2 separate regions of the Homo sapiens genome follow, and region 2 is linked to region 1. A link is a loop called in an ENCODE intact Hi-C map of the cell type or tissue named here. Cell type or tissue: A673. All regions are shown on one strand.

Evidence for each region. A loop is a pair of places that touch in the nucleus more often than their neighbours do. Peaks named below come from ENCODE experiments on the same cell type or tissue, not always from the same donor. Only the 100,000 strongest peaks of a DNase experiment are listed, where the experiment ranks them.
Region 2: it touches region 1 in a loop (3-fold over the local background); 50 of 110 quality-filtered maps call a loop at or near these places.

What each region holds. Positions count from the first base shown.
Region 1 is chr4:101,333,379-101,341,378 of GRCh38, forward strand. All of the region lies in intron 1 of PPP3CA (protein phosphatase 3 catalytic subunit alpha), which reads right to left. Among named protein-coding and RNA genes, the nearest start is that of MIR1255A, 7.0 kb to the left of the region's middle. In A673, no CTCF peak of the experiment used is centred here; a DNase peak (open chromatin) is centred at 4,033; H3K27ac peaks cover 1,407 bases.
Region 2 is chr4:101,173,620-101,181,619 of GRCh38, forward strand. The region is part of intron 2 of PPP3CA (protein phosphatase 3 catalytic subunit alpha); the gene reads right to left. Among named protein-coding and RNA genes, the nearest start is that of MIR8066, 63 kb to the right of the region's middle. In A673, no CTCF peak of the experiment used is centred here; no DNase peak of the experiment used is centred here.

The DNA of each region.
Region 1 (8,000 bases):
GCCTCCCAAAGTATTGGGATTACAGGCATGAGCCACTGCACCCGGCCTCAATCTTCATTTTTTTCTCATATTATCAAACTAATTTTAATACCTGCTAAAATTCATACTTAATAGGAAGACAATCTATAATTAAAATCGTCCCTGTTGATTGGAAAGCAAAGACTTATTGACACTGAATTTCCGATGTCTTGTATAGCGCTAGGCACAGAATGGCATTCAGTGTTTTGGAAATGAGTGAATGAATGGTCTGCCTCTTGTCTTTGATAACACTGACTAACATGTTAGGCAGAAACAGGCATCCATCTTTATTTTAAAATAAGCTCAAAGTCATAACACATGGCAATATATGCTACACTTTCCACAAATTCATATTGATTACATTTACTTTTGCAAAAAATGAAAGCACAGTCTATGAAGGCAGCTTATCACTCCCTTTTCTGCATTCCCACAGTAGGATGTAGCCCCTTCTGCTATTAAAGAAAGCAAAACTTATACCGTGATTTCCTTTTGCTTCCCACACTGGACAGTAACCTTCAGATTGCCTACATTATGTTAGACCCCAAGAACACAGTGCAGAGCCACACACGCAGTGGGCACTAAAAGTCTGACACATACGTGAGCAGGATGGGTAGATGGATGGCTTAATAAGTAGAAGCAGTATCTTTTTAACAGCCATTTTACACTCAACCAAATAATCTACTTACCGAGCAGGAGATTATATCATATGGGAAATAAGGACATATAGAAAACCAAGTGACACTTTTTTTTTTTTTGAGGCAGAGTTTCACTCTTGTCGCCCAGGCTTGAGTGCAATGTCGTGATCTCTGCTCACTGCAACCTCCACCTCCCAGGTTCAAGCGATTCTCTTGCCTCAGCCTCCCAAGTAGCTGGGATTACAGGCGCATGACACCACGCACAGCTAATTTTTATATTTTTAGTGGAAATGATTTTTTGCCATGTTGGCCAGGCTGGTCTAAAACTCCTGACCGCAGGAGATCCACCCACCCGGCCTCCCAAAGTGCTGGAATTACAAGTGTGAGCCACCGCGCCCAACCCCCGAGTGACAATTTCAAAGAGGCATGGGATATGGATTTAAAAAGAAGCATGAAAGTTAACTCTCAAAAAGGCTCCTGAATAACAGGATTTTTTTCCTAGATTCAACATTACCCAAAAGGAAAAAAATTTAAATTAGTCAGTTAATTATGTTTTAAATATCAGTTACTTCTGAAATATCTATCAAAAAAGCAATTCTTATCTTAAACAATCATGAAATTTCAGGTATGGTAGTCTCTGGAGATGTGTGAGGAGAGAAGACTTCATAAAGCACTTTGAAGTCACCCCAAATGTGCCTACCTAAATGTTTCAAGATTATTCAATTTACAGACTGGCTAGCAAAGGCACAGTCTCCCATGACAGGTCTCGGCCTTTCTTCCCCCCAGAGATATACATGATATAACATTCACTTCTACGAAACACTAGGATAAACAAATCCAGATTCTAATGAACCACTATAAAAAAAAATGTTCAGGGAAATACACACATATGTAATTTCCACTGTGATTAAAGACTTATCAGTAAGATCAAGCAACTGCAATTTATACAAAATGCCCACCATGACAGTTGCAGCTCCATCCCTTCATGTCAGAATGCAAGTGAAAGTAGCATTTTAGGGTTGAACGTAAATCCACTCTCGTTTATACGTAGATATCTTAAAATAAGTCATCTGCAAACTTCTTTAGGTTATCAGTAGCTGTTAATACCTCACAGCTGAGTTTAACACAACACTGTGTTGACACCATAGTTGGAAGCCACTGGTCTCCTTCATATCTCAGTGAAACTGAAACTAGTTATCAAATTACAACCAATTTTACTACATTTGCCAAATTCAATGGCGTTAGGAGCAGACAATCTTCAAAGATTAGGCACAAGTGAAAGCAAGCAGAAGAGGCAGGTTTGGCTCTGGTCAAGTGAGGTGCTGAGCTAGCTGTCTTTGTGGCATGATTTGAAAAGCAAATAAAGGGGGCATGGCCTGTCTCTCAATAGCCCCACTATCACCACATGGTGCTATGCTTTCATCCTGTCTTTATTACTTGCCTGTATTATAAATGAAAGGTGAGAGCAATGCCTTTAGAAAGTCACTGTTAAAACGCGTCTGCTATCTAGGTTTTACAGACTTCTACTTATAGACCAGATTAGGCGTTTGACAACTTGAAACTGCCTAAGTTCTGGGAAAAAATAACAAGGGAATTTCAATGGGAAAGGCATGAGAACTAAGAGCATCATGACTGGCAATCCTCACCCTCCCAAAGGGTATCTCGGGATGCTAAACTGGGCCCACCTATGAAAGACTTCTGAGTTCCAAGTTGGCATGAGGACACAGAAGGGCAAGCAAGAGTACCAAGGAAGAGAGCACAAGATGCTGGAGGTTCCATGGAAGAAGTCAGTCAAGATCAACCTTTGTTCACTTCTCCATTTTCAAGGGACTCCAATAGACTGACCTGGATTTAAAGGTAGACTCCTAGGATGGAGGAGGACCTAGAAACTGGCCGGGCATGGTGGCTCACACTTGTAATCCCAGCACTTTGGGAGGCCGAGGTGGGTGGATCACCTGAGGTCAGGAGTTCAAGACCAGCCTGGTCAATATGGTGAAACCCCATCTCTACTAAAAATACACACACACACAAAAATTAGCCAGGCATGGTGGCAAATGCCTGTAGTCCCAGCTACTTGGGAGGCTGAGGTGGAAGAATGGCTTGAATCCAGGAGGCGGAGCTTGCAATGAGCCAAGATCACACCACTGGGCTCCAGCCTGGGCAACAAGAGCAAAACTTTGTCCCCCACCTCCAAAAAAAAAGCAAACAAAAACATGCTGGGTGAGGAATAGCTAGAAGACTTAAGAACAAGAAAGCTGGCCGGCCGCAGTGGCTCACGCCTGTAATCCCAGCACTTTGGGAGGCCAAGGCAGGTGGATCACTTGAGGTCAGGAGTTCAAGACCAGCTTGACCAACATAGTGAAACCCATCTCTACTAAAAATACAAAAAAATTAGCCAGGCATGGTGGCGCATGCCTGTAGTCCCAGTTACTGGGGAGACTGAGGCACAAGAATCGTTTGAACTTCAGGAGCCGGAGGTTGCAGTGAGCCAAGATCGTGCCACTGCACTCCAGCCTGGGCAACAGAGTGAAACTGTCTTAAAAAAAAAATGAAAAAAAAAAAAAAAGAAAGCTGTTTTTAATAGCAAATGAGCTCTCTGGAGGCAAACAGGTAAGACTTATTCTATGGAATTCTGTAGGACAATGCTAAGAACAAGTAATATATATTCAAAGCATCAGATTGTAATCAAGAATAAGAAAATATTTCTTCAAAGCAGACTTGTCCAGGATGGAGTGAGAGGTATATGGAATAGGGAGCTGCCTCTCACTAGATGTGTACATGCAGGGGCGGGATTCTATCCATCAGAGAGGCTGGAGAGGGAGTTCCACATTAGAGATAGCCTAAGCTAGAATTCTGGTGTACCTTCCAATTCTGGGAGTCTCATTTGTAGGCCTAAATTCAGGCATGAGCAAGTGTAAGAGATCAAAGGTCTCCCCTACATCCCCCAATCCTTCTCCCCAGCAAATAGAGGGTTCTGAGCCAGACAGAAAATTAGATTTCCATGGTTCCTTCCAGCTTCAAAATGCCATAATTTTAGGCTTAGACTATTCTTCAGCACACATAAAGTTCACATTTACAACAAAAATAAATAAGAATCATCTATTCTCTCCATTCAGAAGATTCCCATAAACCATCCCAATGTTAAATGCCCCTAACTGGTTAAATTTTTTTAAAAATCACCTAATTCTCTGATGCTTCTAAATATTTTCTCTTCTTTAGTTGACTGGGGTGATGAACAACTTCTGAGTATGATCCACTACAGAAAGAGACTTTCTAATATTTGAAGCCTCTAGTTAAATCACCACTCACCCTTTTTTGTTCAGACTGAATAATCTCTCACTTCCTGTCACAATTTATTTAAAGTCCTTTAATCATCTTGGGGACTGTTTTGTAAAACATACTCCAAAATTTAACACATCCGTTTCTGGAAGGGCACGTGGAACGAGATAGAGTACTCAGGGAGAATTCTGACCAGAGGCGAGGACAACAGAGATTCCCTCCTGGTTGCTGAATGCAAATCAACAGAAGCTAACAGTGAGATTTTATGTAGGAAACTATAGTTTCCTTAGTCTTCAACTCTTTGAAATGAAAGTATTTCTGTGTTAGTGAGACAAAGTATATCCCGGCCCATGTGAGAGACTGGAAATATTCATTCAGAACAAAAATAAAATGGAGCTTGGAAAGGCCCAGCTGGCTTTCTTTAACCAGAAGTCATACAACCACATCTGGGGTAGCGCAGCTTTAGCGGTCTTCTGTAAGGATGGGACTAAGAGCAAGTGCCTCACTATACTGCCACTCTGTTGGTGTGGAGTCCAGTACTGAGCTTTTCTAAAAACACTCACCATGCAGACATGCCATCAGGAGAGGTGACTCATGAGCAGCCTGTACTCGTGATGGGCCTGAAGATTTTTTATTGGTATATACACAGTAAGTTATCACCTATCGGGGTGTACAGTATGTTTTAATCTCTGTTCTAATTCCTAATCTTATACATTTTTATTCATTTGAATTTGCACATTGTGAAGACTAATATGGGCCTCCCATATGCTTGTCAAATGGCTCTCCCCTCAATTTAGTATCATCACCTGTCTTCCTGAGAAAGAAACCATCACTCACCTTTGAGGAAATCAACCTATACACCTTGTGACAATAATCCATTAAAAGTCAAGCACTCCCTATGGGAAGGCCACTTCTGCCAGTTATGCTTCTGCATGCTGGCTACCGAGCAAAATCCATATAATGCCAGTTAATAAAATACAGCACTTCAAAAACTCACAGGAAAACACACTTCTACAAAGACTGGAGCTTACAAGTCAAGACTCATCAGACATTTGTGTACTGATCACGATTTAAGATTGACAAAATTTCAAAACATAAAGGAACCCCATAATTTAGAAATTTAAATCCATCTTATCCTTTGTTATTTCATTCCTGTAACAACTATGTATCAAATGCCTATTCTACAGCAGGCCCTGTGCTAGAGCTAAAGACACAAAAGTAGATAGAACTTCTGTCTCTAGGACTTTCCACCTCCTGGGGAGGAGAGGCAGACAAGGAAACAAGTCATCACAGCAACATGCTCTTATCAAGGTGTCCTCTGTGAGAAGGAAGAGGCTCAATTCCTTTATTCTAAGTGAAGGTGTCAGGAGATGCAGGTCTCAAAGGAGGTAACTTCTGAACTGAAGCTCGAAAGAAGAGAACTGAATGATCAGGAGAACATTTGTTATCCCAATAATCAGGCCCAGCAGAACAGGAATGTGTGTAACTTTAATAGCATTAAATATACATGAACCAACAATGCCAGATTTATCATTTTTTAAAATCAAATTCCTTTGTAAAAAGCAAACAAAAAATAAAACAAACTTGAATTCCTGACTCAGGTTCCATCTTTTTAAGAATATATCTTGCTTTTAATTTAACTTGATAAAACAGCATAACTTACAAGATGTTTTAAAAACAAATGTCAACGGATGGCTCAAAGCCCACTTGTGAGAATCTAAGGAGACAGCAGCGTTAGTGCCACCTTTTTCTTAACTTTTCATAGCCCATGTATCTTTCCACTGGATGGCATCCAATGACATTTTGGGGGCCAGAGAAGGGAAGGAGGTCATGTTGGAGAAGGCAGCATTTCTGGATTACAGAAGCATTATAGGAAATGATATATTGAGATGTAAACAGGGAAAGAGGTTTTTTCCAATTTGTTCTTTTTCATGAAATTTACCAGGTCATTTTATCTTCAAGTCCAAATCTAGACAATAACTAAAATACACAAATCATCCAATAATCAAACACTCAGTGATTAACATATTTTTTCTCATTTGTCAGAAATTGACCAGCCTAAAGGGGAATACAATAAAAACTGAAAGACAGCTGTCAGGTTCAAGCAAATAAATTAAATTGAATAGAACTTAGCCTTTTACATTCAGCAGGGACAAAGTGAGTTCAAGTGACCGAACAGAACAGCTCTCATTCTAATTGTGTAACCTTATTAATGCCTCCTTCTCATACTCCATGCCCTGATTGGGCTGGAGAAAGAAGCACTCCAATTCGCCAGTCACCATACAGAACCAGTTACAAATGGAACTTAATATAATACACTCAAAATAAAAACAATTTAGAAGGCTTCAGGAGGCACATGAGAATTTTACAATATCCATCTCATTCAAAAGAATTTATTCAGTGCATTTAATAAGCAAGGCATTGAGCTAGGGACCAATAAGACAATGACCATTTTTTCCAAACTAAAACTCTGAATACAAATATTAACAATTTTATGCAACTTCCAAGTATATGCAGCAACCAAGACACATAGTTTAGACACTGACATACTAGAATTTCCAAAACATTCTGATATTACATAGAAAGAACTGGACATTTTAAATAAAAACTACTACTAATTCTTCCCCAAAGAAAGGAAAACTGGGACAATAAAATCACCACAGAAAGACTCTAAGTCTAAGAATCTTAGAGCTGATGAAAATTTTTTTAATTTAGCTCCATATAAATAAAACTCTCTCTTTGAACATCAACCATCATTCTTCCGGTTTCACAGTTGTCAAAAGTACCTGAAATTGACAAACATTGTAAACTAGTATGTCATAATATTGAGATAGCTTTTATAAATCCCTGATATCTATTTGTTTCCCTCTTTTGCAGACAGACACAAGCAAAATTTCCAGTTGCAAGAGACAGAAGTTCACAGACAGGTAGACCATTTTTTAAAATAGAGTCATAGTATATTTTGCTGTGAGACAAAAGCATGGATAAGGAAAACAAAAAGGACAGCAAAGTTCTATTCCTCTCTATGATGGTCTCAAAAAGAATCTACCTGAATTCCAAAAACATAGCATTTTAATAATTTATTGCCACTTTGTCAGTGAGGGCTTTTATTTTTTTAATATCTAAAGCTTCCACTACCCGAGTGCATATTTGTTAAAACGGATTTGAGATACCAGCAACTGGGCTAGGTCATAAAGTTGATAACCCATCTGATTTAAGCCATTATTCAGAACCCCTAACCATGGAGGAATACACAATTGTTATTTCACTTCTCATATGAAATATAATTGATGGATTCATATAAAAGATGGAATTATTGTAAAATAAAATGATTTTAAAATGCTGAAAATGTCAAGAGTACTAAAGACTTAATTTACAAACTGAAATCCTATTTCATTGCCTACATCAGTCCTACCTAATGACTGCTTTAAAAATAGGAATGCAACACCTCAGAATCACTGGCTGATATTTTCACCTGAGCCTGCTCTAGAAATTAACAAAATCATCAAATCTGAAGATTTTGTTTGTCAAACCAGAGCATCAGTGTGGGTCATTAAGTGGAGTTCAGAAAAACAGGCTTAAGACAACATCCTTCAAAATGAAAGTAAATAACATTCTTTTGCAGGAGAGTATACTATTCTATTTCTGTGTATATATTTACCTGAACAGAAAGCAATGTTTAACAGTATTTCTTTATAAACCTCAGGCCAAGGTCAGACTAAATTATAATATTTATCACCAGAATTTGATGTCTGCTAAAAACAGAAATATAAAAAGCTTCCTCTCCTAATCAAACTATTTTACATAGTTAATTATTTAGTAAAACAAAATGCGAAATGAAATGTGAAGATATCTTAAATATACCAAAAGAAGTGGCCATTTTCTTTTTTTCTTTTTCTTTTTTTTTTTTTTAAGAGATATGGTCTTGCTATGTTGCCCAAGCTTCCACCTCAGCATCCCAAAGTGCTAGGATTATAGGTGTGAGCCACCACACCTGGCCAGTGGCAATTTTCAAAAATGTTTTCAAGCAAGAAAAGCCTCTTTAATAAAGAAAATAATGTGTTTACA
Region 2 (8,000 bases), 160 kb before region 1:
GTTTTAAATAACAGTTTAGCAAAGATGTCTTCCATCCAAATAATTTTAATTTTTCAATCAAAAAAATTCCTGATTTAGCTAAATTAATATAATAATAACCTCTCTGTTTTATATTTGGAATTTTGCATTTAAATATTTCATTAAGAAAAAAAAGAGCATGGTGGATCATGCTTGTAATCTTCACATTTTGGTAGGCCAAGGTAGGAGGATCACTTGAGGCCACGACTTTGAAACCAGTCTAGGCAGCAGAGCAAGACCTTGTCTCAACAAAAAAATTTAAAAATTAGCTGGGAATGGTGGTGGGTGCCTGTAGTCCCAGCTACCTGGGAGGCTGAGGCATTAGGATCACTTGAGCCCAGGCATTCGAGGCTGCTGTGAGCTATGACTACACCACTGAACTCCAGCCCGGGCAACAGAATGAGACCCTTTCTTAAAACAAATAAACAAACAAACAAACACAAAAACTACGCCCCCCCCACCCCGCCAGAAAAACAAACTAACAAAAAAAACCACGTTGTTAACAAATAGTTTGGAAGTTACTGAAATCAATCAACTTTATATTTTCAAAATCTTTTAATATACTATGGCTCTATTAAATATTTATGTTTTTATCAATAAGATTGTCTCCTTCAGTATTGCTTAAAATTGGCTCTTTTGAAACATGAACCTAAACGATGTATTTTCAAGGAAGTGAAACAACCACACCATTTGTTAATTTTTTCATTAAGATATCACAAAATTAATTGGGGTTAGGGAATTCTTCACTAAAGTGCAATGACTTTAGGTACACTTATTTTTAAAAGAAATAATACATCGTTTTGTATTTATGTATTCTTATAATCTGGCTTAAATATTTTCTAAAACATCTTCTTGAATTAAGTACAACATTTCTTCCTAACAATGTATGAAAGCTTTAAGTATTATGAGAATAACTTTTAGGATGACAACAATATAAAGAATATGTGTGCAAACCTAAACACAAAATTATACATATTGTAAAGTATTTAAGGGGAGCCTGTGGGTGACAATGGAGGTATCCTTCTTAATCTAAAAGAATATAAAGTCTAAGGACATGAAGTGTAAGTCTGGGGAAGGTGAGATGCTCAGTTGGCCAAGAATAGTGAGATAGGGAAAGGGAACAAAGCCTGCGGTAAGATTGTAAAGCCTGGCACTCACACAAATACCACTTACTATATGCCAGACAGCTATAAGAGCTTGACAGGTACTAACTCACTTAATCCCCACAACTCTAGGTAGACACTGAAACACAGTATACGTAACTTGAACAGTCACAGAGCTGGGAGGTGACAGAGCTGGGTTGAATCCAGGCACTATGGCTATAAAGGGGTGTACTTTGTGAAATCCATGTTCAGGGGGAAGTCAGAGGACTAAGGTAAGACTTAAAGTCCCGAAAAATATTTGGAGACATAACAAAGATCTAAGATAATCTATAATGCTAGAAAGAAAAGGTGTAAATGCCTTGAAAACAAATCCTAAAACAAAGACTAAAGAAAAGAAACAAAGAATTTTTGGAAGAAGAAGCTGGAATGACATCATCTTTGTTTCTGAAGCTATAGAAACTGGAAGGGGCCTGTAAAAGAAAAAACGTTTTACTTCTGAGAAATTAAAGGGAAGACTAAAGTTGACAGCTTGAATTAGAACTTAGGGGCTGACCTGTGGTAGACTTCTGGGAAAGAGTAATAGCCAACTATAATTGAATGAAATCAGAGAAAAGGGATCACCAGGTAATTCTTGTACCTTGTTAGCTGATGCATTTTATCAATGAGCAAATGGAGGCATAGGGAGTTGAAGTGATTTGCTCCAAGATTATTCCAGCTGGTCAGTGGCAGGTCCACCATTCCTTTCAACATACTACCTGATTTGGTTTTAGCCTTAATGTTTCTTCCAGCTGCAATGCTGTATTATAACTCTATTAGAATGTTGGTGAAAAAAGGAGCATCTAAGGAGTCCAAAGGGACTTAAAGCTATCTACGATACATGCATATTAATTCTTTGTAATTCTGCAGCTGTATACCATATTAAAAGATGTGTATGCCTGAGTCTGTCCTATATTGTTGATGAGAAAGAAGCAGGTAGAAAGTAGTGCTCTTTGGTGTATGAAACATCTTCTATTTTCAAATGGAGAGGAATTGCCAGTAAGAAACCTCAGTATAGGAGTGGAGTAGTTTGCTCTTTAGGCATAAATACAATGATTTTGATTCTACCACACAGAGGAGTTAAGTTTAAGAAACTGAAAACATTCTATTTTATTCCATTTTCCACAGGAAATACAGAATGGATATCTCTAGTACACTCCCATCAGCATTATATGGTCTCCACAAAACCTTACTCCCTCAAGTCTGAAGACATTTAAAAATAATTACGGGAGAAGATGAGGGAAACTTTCCCAGCAGTTAAACAGGGGTAGTCATGGAAGGCACAAACATCACGCCTCTCAGGTTATTACCTCTGTCCCGCTGCCAAACATGATGTAAGAAAGCAGAAGTGAGCTCTGGGTCAAGGACAAAATGAGCAGTACATTAAGGGATTGCTTTATTTAAAGGTCAGTAGGAAAAGGTCAGTTATTATGTGATCTACAGGGTTTTTGTGAGTAGAAAAACTCATGTCTATTGCTGAAGAATAACTGTTAAATGTATTAGTGTATACAAACATTAAATTTTAATACAGCCAACAGAAATTAAATTGCAAAAGCAACAATAACGTGCTGCAGAAGTAAAGTCATCACCTTCTCCATTGTTATTCGGAAGGAAATAGATGACAAACAAAGAAGGGTCGGGGGACCTGGTGCAGAGAATCCACAAGAGCATCTAGAAGACCAGAGTTCTGGGCCTAGTTCAGCACTTTCCAGCTGTGAGTGGCAGTGCCTGACTGCTCCAAGCCTCCTAATCTGTAAGGCCAGTAGCTGGAGTAGTCTCTAATTCTCTTCCAAAAGTAAAATTATATGACTATTTAGAGCAGAAAATAGCACAGAAGAAAATCAAACATTCTTCAAAGTCAAGAATTTAGCAACAGAGATTTGTATGACCAATTATCAGACATATGGGGCAAATGACTAACCCTTGAGAACAATCAAGATAGAGAAAATCACAGAGAACTGTTTATTAAATTTTAATTACTGTGACTAAAATACAACTACTGTGAAGCCCCCCCAAAAAACCACAGTGAAATGTGACAAACACCAATAAAATGTGACCAATAAAATATCAATAGATATACGATATACTAGGATATTTTACTTAAAATTCCTAAATCCATTCCCTTTTCACCATGCTTTTTTCTATAGCCACAACATTATTCAAATTAAAAAGTAGTCAATTCACATATTATTCATATGAGAAGAATATAAAAGCATGCATATTTAAATAAGAAAATGTTTTTGTGAAACAGGCCTGCTATATTTTAAAGACAAAAGAAACACATGTAGGAGTGGAAGTTTCATTACGTTAACGACAGAAATCATTCTGGATATTGAAGTACTCACAAAAATAAAACTAGTGGTTTTAAAATGTTCAGGAATTCATCATATGGTGGGAAGTTAAATCACACAATAACAAAAGTTGAGGTTATCTCTTACTTTGACACAGAGGTGTTTTTAAAGGGTAGCAGGAGGAAACCCTGATTAGACTAATCAAGATATTCCCTTTGAAGTCATGTAACATATAGTTGGAGTAAGAAATGCATTCATAGAATGAAAACCAACAAGGGCTTTGAGATCACCTAGAATAACCTCTTCATGAATTACAGGAAGACATTGTCAGAACTGGCACAATCTCTCGGGATTCCTGATTCATAGTAGTCCTGTACTCTCATCACTTTTAGACAATAGTTTTCACTAATACTATTATTTTCACCCTCCTTTTCCTGTTAAGCTTGGGAAAAAAAGGGATTATTGTAGTTCAGTAATGTCAAGAAGATCCTAAACAAAACAACTATACTTTTACTTGGAACCAAAACAAATGTCAAACAACTCATATGAGTCAAATGAAAAGTGGAATTCAGGTGCTAAGAAAGTACATCAAACAAAGTAAGAAAAGGTTTATATAAATTCTATGAATTGAATTTTTGAATTTTCTATTATAAATTATTTTAATTGTTTCTGATTTACATCAGAAGGGCAAATATGAAGTAAGTACTGAATACATCAGCAAATCTTTGATATATCTTACCAGGAATGACTGTTGAATTAAGCACAAAAAAAAAACACAATTCCTATAACAATGACTATCATTATCCAGAGTACACTACTATATACCAAGAAATATTATTTTTTCTGTTTACTAAATATAAACATATATATCCATCCATTTACAGAAGGTTTCAGTGAATATATGTACATAGATCAATTTTAGTGGTAATAAGTGATATTTTTTGGTCACTGAGTTCCTACTACATATCAGTTATTACGTGAGGAGCTTTTCAACATTATCTCAAGTCTCACAGCACTGTAAAGTAGAAATTATTTCAATCACTTGCACAGAAGTTTAAATGAGGAGCATGTTAGGTAACTTGTGGGCAGGATTAGAGCCTATGTCTGTTTTATTCTAAAGCCAATGATCTTCTCACTAGGTGGCAAAGCATTACCCTTAAAACATGCCCATTACACATAAAATGCAGTTGTTATGTGAAAGAATCTAGAACACAAGCATGAATCCATGTTTCAGTTTTACTTTATATGCAAATATTCAGATTTTATTTGTCAGTAGCATGATGAATACTTAACAGTTTTAGCATTAGGCCTTGATTAATTAAGCAAAAAATCAAAATCTGCTCCAAAAAAGACTTACCTTTACATCTGAAATTTTTATTTAAAATCATGGTCATACTGCCCCTGAAAATAATGTATTCTATCTAACAAATATAGTCACACTGTCTCCCATTGACCTCTACTGGACAGACTTTTGGTACTGTGCTCCCAGAGTCCTTTGACCAATCAGGATACATATTTTGCTAAAACCCTTCCTCTCTTTGCCTTTACCATTCTAAATTGCATAATTATCCAGAGTAAGTCAACTCCGAAACCTCTAAAGGTCTATCCTCAAAAAGGCCATGTCTATTCCCATCATAATTTTACCACTGGTCCCTTTCTAGAAATAAGCATTTACATTTGTCATGACACCTAGACATCACTAAATCTAACATAAAACCCTCAAGTTGGTAAGTGTTCTTCACACAGCCCTCATATTAATGGAAGTGTTACTATTGCCCCTCTTGTCCTAATTCCTCAGATTCAATCCAACCACACATAAACCACCTCTGACAAATCCTTTCCTCATCTTCAAAACTAGCATTCCCTGGTCACTCTTAGTCAGCAGATAATTATTTCTATGACCCCTGGCTAACTCTCAATGATTCTTATTTTGTCTGTGGAACCTAAGTCTATTGGTCAAATCAACTGTTTCTTGTTATCACCAATCTTACAAATCCCTTCATCATATTTGACTCCCCACAATTTTCTTCTCTTTCTTGAACTATCTCTCGAACGATCACCCACTCCCCCTCCATTTCATCTCACTCTCATCGTAGAAAACAAAAGAGGTGTCCAGGTCATCACAAGTCCTCATGTAAGTGTAATATTGGTTCCTAGAGTGGTTCCTAGAGTGCTAGTTAAAGAAAATAGCTACAGAACTGAGCCTAGATTTCATCTACACTACTTTTAGGGAGAGGTTTGCCACCCTTTGGATACCATCCCAAGGAAATTATTACCTTGCTGAAAAAGTTAACTGAAAAACAGTGGGTTATCTACCCACTGCTGAAGCAATTCACTTTGTCCCTGGACACCACCACCACTGGTCTCAATTTGGTGATTCATCAAATTAATAGAAACTCAGCATGCTGTCTTCCATAACTGCATCATCCTAGACATGATCCTGGCTGCAGAAGGGGGACTTGTGTAATGGTTGGAAGCCATGCTGTCTCTTTGTCCCCAGCAATCTATCTGATGTTTAAAGAGGTGAAACAAGTAATTTGTCTCATCACTGCCATCAAGGTGACACCAGTGACTTCATGCTAAGAGCAACTGGACAATACTGAATGAATATGCTTCGTGCAGTACTTATTTCAGGGTAAATACTTAATAAATACAAATTCTAAAAATATTTTAAAATATTTGAATCAAGATAATTTGTCAATCTTAATGCCTATTCTTCCATGTCTAGAAGAAATGTTTTCTTACAATTTTTCACATCTAACTGACCCACTCCACCATCACTGTCCTAAATTTCTAATGTTTTACTGTATTAATTTCTGAAGAATCACTCAGGTCTACATTCAAATACAAACATACTCAAAACCTACATGTAAAATATTATTTATATGAAGTCACCTCCATACTGTTAGTGCAGATAGTTATAATCTGCACTTGTAGTACATCATTCTGTAGTCACCCAAAAATGATAGGACCATGATTAATGCACCCAAAGTTATATGTGCAAGTTGGCCAACATTAAGAACATGTGGTCACATCTAGCAGAGATGAGCAGAGGTGGAAACTGGGGACCTTCGAGGCATAGTACTAGGAAAACCTAATATCCCTGTTTATCTGGAACAGTCCTGGATTAAATGTGCTGTGGTAGTATAATTAGTAACAGCTTCCCTGTTTACTTTCAAAAGTGTACCAGTTTGAAGGATAAATTGTAGTATCATCCAATTTGGCACCCATAATTAACAAGTGGGTTCTACTCATGATCTAAGAATTGGTAAAAAGCTAAAACATAGCTATGGGTCACTAGGGAGCTAGCAAAAATCATAACTGAGACAAAAAAGGACAGACTGTGAAAATAAAACCACTCTCCTTGCAGGCCATTTTTAAAAGGCCTGCATGTGAATCCACATTTAACCTACTGCCTGTGGACATCTGACAGTTAAGTTGTATTTCCTATTATTTATAATTGTATGCCTTAAATTTATTCTGGAAGTTGACCTTCCCTGATAATTACTGAAATTTCTTATTTTGAATCAATAATTAGCATTATATCTTACTACAGTAACCCTGGTAATAGAGAATTCACCAACAATATTCTCATACTGGGAATTTGAGAGCTACCCATAACCTAAACTAATGGTAAATTAGGTTTACGGGTCATGATGATGTTAGGGTAATAAATACTGCTTTGGCCAGGCGCAGTGGCTCACACCTGTAATCCCAGCACTTTGGGGGGCCAAGGAGGGAGGAACACTTGTGGCCAGGAGTTCAAGACCATCCTAGGCAACATAGTGAGTCTCTACAAAAAAATAAAATTTAGCAGGGCATGGTGGTGTGCACCTCATTAGCACACTATATTACTACATAATAGTCCCAGCTACTTAGGAAGTTGATATGGGAGGGTCGCTTTAGCCCAGGAGTTCAGGGTTACCGTGAGCTATGATTGCACCACTACATTCCAGGTGAGTGACAAAGCAAGACCCTGTCTCTAAAAATAATAAAATAAAATAAAATAGAATAAGTGTTGCTTTGATAATTTTTTAAAAATATTTAAGAATGTTAAAATAATATTGGTAAGTACTTTTTTCCCCTTTACTAGCTTTTCATGAGAATTTTTTCAAATTGGTAGACCATCACAAGTTTATGATCACCATATTAAAATTAAAAAAATAACATACTAAGTATCTCGACTTTCACAGACTTTTACTGGGTATATTATGGGCATTTATAAATATGTTGATGGCTACTAAGTAGAAGGAATTTAACATCAGAAAAGATATCAAATACTCAATACTCTAAAAACCTGAGGATCCTTTTTAAAACAAGGTCTACAAAGGTAACATAACAAAGCTCAAATAAAATAATATATTTCAAAGAAATGAAATTTACATAACTTAGAATATAAAGGGAAAACAAAAGTGTTTTAAAATTTATTTTAGTAAAAATAAAGTGGAGGTTCCTCTGTTATGCGAATAGTTTTGTCAATTTTTAACTTTCCTCAAATAAGTATAATCTGGAATCTAAAAGCAGGATTTGATAAAAATACACAGAAAAGCCC